Linked DNA regions of Homo sapiens: region 2 is linked to region 1. Evidence: chromatin contacts called from ENCODE Hi-C or POLR2A ChIA-PET data. All regions are on one chromosome and are shown on one strand. The core of a region is the stretch at or near the end of the contact, and the rest is flanking DNA. Distances in the headings are between cores, read along the strand shown. Region 1 overlaps SSBP2 (single stranded DNA binding protein 2). Region 2 has its middle 37 kb from the start of SSBP2.

Region 1 (3,105 bases), core at 257-2,756:
AGGTTGCCTATTTGATACTTTTTATAAGTTTTCATGCTACTAAAATGTCTCAGGTTGCTGCAAAACTAGGTGTGTTTCAGTGCTGTCCTCAAAATCTAAAAAGTCTGTTCTTACTTTATATAGTAGACCTCACTGGACTGAAGGCCAAATTGGCGGTCTGTTAACCTGAGCTGAATACCCAAGTCACTGCTTGCGTGTGATTGTACTGTTACACAAAAGTTCATTCCATATCTCCATAGAAGTAGACAGAACCAAAAAGAGAAGCAATAAAATTCATTCATTTAACAAGCAATTACTGAGCACTTACCACATGCCAAGGCAATATGCTAGGTATTGGAGAGACCAAAAAGACAAAATGGTGCCTTTTCTCAAGGAGTTCTATGTAATATAATGATTTTTTACATTAATATTTCACATTAGAAACCCCAATGGAATTTTTTAAAATACAGTTTCCCAGAACTCTCCCTAGACTTAGTGAATCAGAATTTCCAGGAGTGGAGCTGGGCATACTTGAATGTGGAAAAGCTTTGTTGCTGATGCTGGTGTACATTCTCTGCTAAGAACCACTGAACTGGAATGTAGCATAAAAGATTTCAAAACCCAAATGAATTTCATCTTCACAGGATTCATAGCATCCTTAAAATTTCTTACGGAGGACCTACCAAACTGCAGTCAGAATCATGAGAGAGACTACCCTCATTTTGCCCAACTCAGCATTTACCAGAGGTGATACCATCAGAATTTGAAGCACTGGCTAATAGCACGTCTACCTTTATACAGAGTGGCTGTTCCATTCCCAAAACAGAATACAAGATTGAGTGCTCTGTGGATTCTTGTAGTTCTGATATCCACATGGGACCTTTGCAGGGGACAAGACATCCCCTGTTTTTAGAGTTCGTTTCTGTTAAAATTATGCTGATCTGTAGTTTACTTGCAGGCAATATATGATTAGTGAGGACAAATAATTTTTTATGTGTAACAGTTTACAGTTGAAAAAAAAATTTAGCCTGTCAGTGTTAAGGAAAAACATGAGAAGCTACATAATTTAAGTCATAATGCTTAAGATTATGGGAATTATTTTTTAGATCCTGGTTCTTTGAGTGGTTTGCTTCAAAACTATGGACAAATTAATTTTTCTATGTTCACTTTTATCTAATTAAAGACATTTATTTCCTTTTCGAGTAATTTTACCAGCAATAAAGTGGTATAATTCAGTGAGGTATTTGATAATTCAATTCAGTTTAACATTTATTGAGCCTATTATATGCAAAGCATCAGGTTAAGACCAAGGTATTCTGAAATAAATATAACACCTACTTTCAAAGAGTGCAACCCAATAGGAAAAACAGATGTTGATATAACTAAAACGTGTCAGATTAATGAGTGCTGTAATGTATATATAAGCCATGTATTTTAAAAGTCAGAGGAAATGATTAATTTGGAGTTGGAAAAAAACTTTTTTAAAAAGCTTCCACATGACTTTCACTTATGGGCAGTGACAAGAGGAACTCTTCCCTCTACTTCCTTCCCAGATTTGTCATTAGTGACTGCTGTCTTAACAGTTGGAAGAGGGGTACCAATTCAGAACTGGCATCAGAAAGCTCTTCACTGGGGCAAAGATTCAGATATGCCAGGATGTGGAGAACTTCCTTGCACAGAATAAGCCCCAGCTTCTCCCTTCAATCCCTAATGGACTATGCACATGGCAAACAACAGATTCTTCTGTGAATATGTGCATTTAGAAACGAGAGCAGCTGGAACAAGGCTTCTTCCACCCCTAACTTCTGGCTCACCCTCCCTGCCCCTGAACTTAAGCGGGTTCAATGCTAGACTGCCAGCAGAGTTAACAGCAAACAGAAGTTCCCTGCTTTCTCTTCCCTCCTTGTCTCCTGTCCCCACCAGAAATGTTGTAAAAGGAAAAATAATTTGATGGTGGACTGAGAAACTGCACCACCACCCTGGAGGGTAGTACAGCCTTGGAAGCAGGTACACACTGGCTTCTCCATTCTTCTGTCTCCTGAGAAGAAGGGACTTGTTATGAATGATATCATTGTTATGTGTGGCTTTCTTTGTCATATTACTATACATTTTTGTTTAGATCTTTTTATAAAATCAAGCAATAAGAGGAGAGAGGAAGAAAGACAAAAGAGATTTGGTGCTGACAAATGTAAGGCTTTGAAGAAGTAAATAAGCTAGTTATCCCCAATAAGTTAGCTTTGCTATAATCAAGGAAAAGCAGAACTCTTAATGAATTCAAAAAGAAAACATTGTTCAATAAATGAACATGCAAGTTCTAGTGTTTAATACACATAACTCTGAAAGCACATATTTTTGAGCAGTCTGCCTTTTAAGGATCTGTCAGGTTTTATCTTGAAGTTAAATCACAGAAGGAGGCCTGGGAAGGGAGCAAGTATCTATTGAGTACTCTTTATGTACTAGATACTATCCTAGTCTCTTCACACTCACACATGCTGCTTCATTCAATTAATATAGAAACAAAAATGCCCAGCCCAAAGTCATAAACCTTGCGGTGCCAACATGCTTGACAAAACAAAATGCGAATCAAAAAATGTTTCACTGCTGAGGTTTTTTTTTTTTAAGATCACAACCAAGACCCTTTATTTCAAGAAACAAAGATGCCCCCTAGTGTTCAAACTGTAAAATGTTTGTTTTGGAAAGTATAGACTACAAAAAGCCTTAGTTCAAAAAAAATAGTTTTTCATGCTTCTCAAGTGAAGAAAGTAGCTGGTCTGGTCTTATTTCCTGAATTAATTTAGCAAAATATTTTCCCATGGCACTGAAATATAATCAATTGAGTAAACATGATATTAAAATAATGGCATCAAATAGGAATTACAAACAAGATGGTAGATTATCTCTCATTCCCTTACCCCCTTTGTCATTTTCTGCTATTGTAAAGAAATCACATCAGCCCCAATTTTTTAATGTAATCATAAATACTAAATTTATTTCAATTTATGTCACTTTTGTTTAGCTCAGGGTAGAGGAACTGTTCTTTATTTCTCTCTAAGAAAATAAAGTATCATACAGACACTTAAACAGAAATATAGTGAGAATTAAAGTGTTCTTGACATGTATAAACAG
Region 2 (3,087 bases), core at 310-2,809, 360 kb before region 1:
TTGCTGGATACTCAGCACGCTAAGCTTCAGTATGCCTGTGCACAGCAAACAGCAATTGGAAGTTCCTGGATGGCCTTAAGTAGAGCATCCCTGGCCTTGTGGTTATTTGACTGTATCAATACATGTTTAACTGCCATTAATAAGAAGCAGAAACAAAACTAGTCAAAGCCCAGTTTAAACCAGAAATGAGAGTTTTGTGGAGCTCTAACTCCCAAGGCCATATAATCAAGTGTATTGTGCTGACCATCAGCTGTCAGGAACACCGAGTCCCCACTTCAGCTTGGTGATGACTCACTCTGCTGTCCTAGGTGAGTCACTTAAACCCTCTGCTCCTCAGTTTCCCAACTCATCTCTCTTCACATGTATGCAAAGGACTTGCAGAAAGAGTCTTTTAAAAAATGACCTGTTTTCAGCTGGGTGTGGTGGCCCACGCCTGTAATCCCAGCACTTGGGGAGGCCAATGCGGGCGGATTACAAGGTCAGGAGATCGAGACCATCCTGGCTAACACGGTGAAACCCTGTCTCTACTAAAAATACAAAAAATTAGCAGGGTGTGGTGGTGGGCGTCTATAATCCCAGCTACTCAGGAAGCTGAGGCAGGAGAATCGTTTGAACCCAGGAGGTGGAGGTTCCAGTGAGCCGAGATTGCACCACTGCACTCCAGCCTGGGCGACAGAGCGAGACTCCATCTCAAAAAACAAAACAAAACAAACAAACAAAAACCTGTTTTCAAGCATCTGAGTGTGTAATTGTTTGACAGGAACAAAGAAAAGAAACTTTTTAAAACAGCAAACTTCTAGCTCCCATTGATTTTATATCAGTAACAAATTACACTTTGTTGCTATATAGGATTGGAAATCAGCAGTCAAGCAAAAGTGAAGTTCCAATAATCTACATTGTTGAAGTGCCAACAAACAAAAGTCAGTTTGTCATGTTTCTAAACAACTGGAAAGTTGGGAGCAGGCTGAAGCAGTGAGGAAAACCTTAGGCAGGATGGAACATAGCTCCGGGTTAAGAGGAGGTGGTAAGGGTGAAGTGGGATCTATGGCTTAACAAAGTGGTTAATTGTCATCACATGATTCAAATATGTTTATTTCTTAAACCTTCACTCCAGACTGAGGCGGACAAGGGGCCTCTTTCTAATTACAGATGACTATTAGCAACCAACAGGGAGAAAGAAAGAAAAATGAAAACAAGAAAAAAATGAATGAAAAAGAAAAGCACTGTAATCCTTTGCATTATCAAAAGTGATCAACAGTCGGTTCTTTACAGGCTGTGAGAACAACATTTCCACATTATTTTCCAGTCACTGCTACCAGCAGAAACTCCCTATAGAAGGAGGCTCATAGCAGCTACACACAGACAACAGAGAAGGAAGCTGCTTGGTATAGCCGTCACCTTCAGGACAACAGACAGCCAACAGAGCATTTCACCCTGAAGGTGTACGTGTGATTACACAAAACCCTCACTTGGTCATTTTTTTTACGTGTTTTAATAATGCTGATGCAAAATAAGAGTAAAATTACAGGTGCCAGTTCCCATTGTAGAATGCTGATAAACAACTTACCATTTTGCAGTGGCTGGTCACATCTGGAGCCTTTTGGGATGCAAAAGTACTGGAAGGATTATTGCAAAACTTAAAGACACTTTTGCTGCCATTACTTTGTTTTTAACCTAAATTAGTGTGGGTTTTCTTGGGGGGGTGCTGGGGGGATGCTTTTTTAGATAGTCTTAATGCTTATATTATAAACTTATTTAGTTAAACACTAACCAAATAACAAAATGAAAAAGGGGGTTAGGTTTAGAGTAGTTGCTTGAAAACTTTTCCAAATTGACCTTAAATAGACAGAGGCTGGTATAAAACTATGGATTGGTGGATTATGACTTATTAATTTTGGTACTATCAAAATCCTCAATTTAACCTGATGAAACTTGATTTGTCACTGTTGATATCTCTCTTACAAATGTTGAATTAGCATGTAATGTGCACAGTGTAAGAATAATAATATAAATGGAAGTGCATTGTTCCTATTCTTTATGGAGCTATGGTTTTTCATAACCACAAAAGAACATTAACATAAGAATATAATGTATTAGGGTATAGTTAGTATTTTGACTCTTTTTTAATAAAACTCTTCTTTTAGGATATAAATATTTCTCTGTATTTTGTGTCTGCTGCAAGGTAATTTGGGCTGGTACCAGGACTAGACATGGATGGGTGGAGAGAGTCTGGATCTTCCCCTTTAGGGTTTCATGATTCTTGTATGTTTTCCTCAGGTTGCTTCAGGACTAATTCTGCTTGTGTGTAGCTAGTAGAGCATGATCCCCTTGCCTTCTTTTCTTTTCGTGCTCCTCAGTTGAGAATATGCAATCTAAATCCTTAAGGTGCAAACTAGTCATATCTACCGAAGTCCAGCTTCCAGCAGATTCTTTGCTATATCTAGCATGTACGAAATCAGACATTTTAATGAACGCATGTGTTTTCCTGTAGTGTTACGTGGACTGACAGGCTGTGGAGATGTCTGAAGTGATTTGGCTGGACTCATTGCAGTCCTCCAGAAATCATTTCCTGTGGCATCATGCAGTGCATTTCTCCTAGGATTTCCTTGTCAAGAATATTCCTCTTTTAAGCAAAATAATAACTTATGGAGCCTAATGGATTTTATAGCTGAAGATTGAAGTAGTGTGCCCAGTATGTGAAGCATTCTAGCTTTCTTCATGCAAATGAGCAGATATGCTTAACAAGTCAATCTTGAATCTATTTGGTGAAAAAAGCCACTCTGTTGGCTGTGTGCTATTAGTACATGTAGATACAAGCACACACGGGCTTGGACGTGTATTAGCATCGGATGTTACTTCACTGAGAAAGTGATCTGTTGACCAAAATATGCATATCTGAATGGAAGCAGGCCTTTGTGGTGCTCTTTTCAATTCTAATCTGCTATGGTCTGAATGTTCGCATCTCCACAAAATTCACGTGTTGAAATCCTAACCCCCAAGGTGATTGTATTAGGAGGTAGAGTCTTTGTAGGGTGATTAAGTCGAAAGATCAGAGCTCTTATGTGTGGGATTAGTGCCCTTATAAAA

Evidence for each region. A loop is a pair of places that touch in the nucleus more often than their neighbours do. ChIA-PET counts read pairs that join two places held with the same protein, here RNA polymerase II (POLR2A). Pooled maps may share reads with other maps.
Region 2: a loop to region 1 is called in a map of endothelial cell of umbilical vein, with 13 times the contacts of the local background. The contact joins two enhancer-like sites. A Hi-C loop is called at or near these places in 1 of 168 maps with a recorded cell type or tissue (endothelial cell of umbilical vein) and 9 of 50 pooled maps. POLR2A ChIA-PET finds 5 or more read pairs at or near these places in 3 of 52 experiments (K562, OCI-LY7 and activated CD8-positive, alpha-beta memory T cell).

The regions. Positions count from the first base shown.
Region 1 is chr5:81,425,217-81,428,321 of GRCh38, reverse strand. All of the region lies in intron 16 of SSBP2 (single stranded DNA binding protein 2), which reads left to right. Among named protein-coding and RNA genes, the nearest start is that of ACOT12, 33 kb to the right of the region's middle. Within about 2 kb of position 1,506, at least 2 of the 41 ENCODE cell types and tissues checked have a DNase peak (open chromatin) inside an H3K27ac peak, as active enhancers do.
Region 2 is chr5:81,786,448-81,789,534 of GRCh38, reverse strand. No RefSeq gene overlaps it. Among named protein-coding and RNA genes, the nearest start is that of SSBP2, 37 kb to the right of the region's middle. Within about 2 kb of position 1,559, at least 15 of the 41 ENCODE cell types and tissues checked have a DNase peak (open chromatin) inside an H3K27ac peak, as active enhancers do.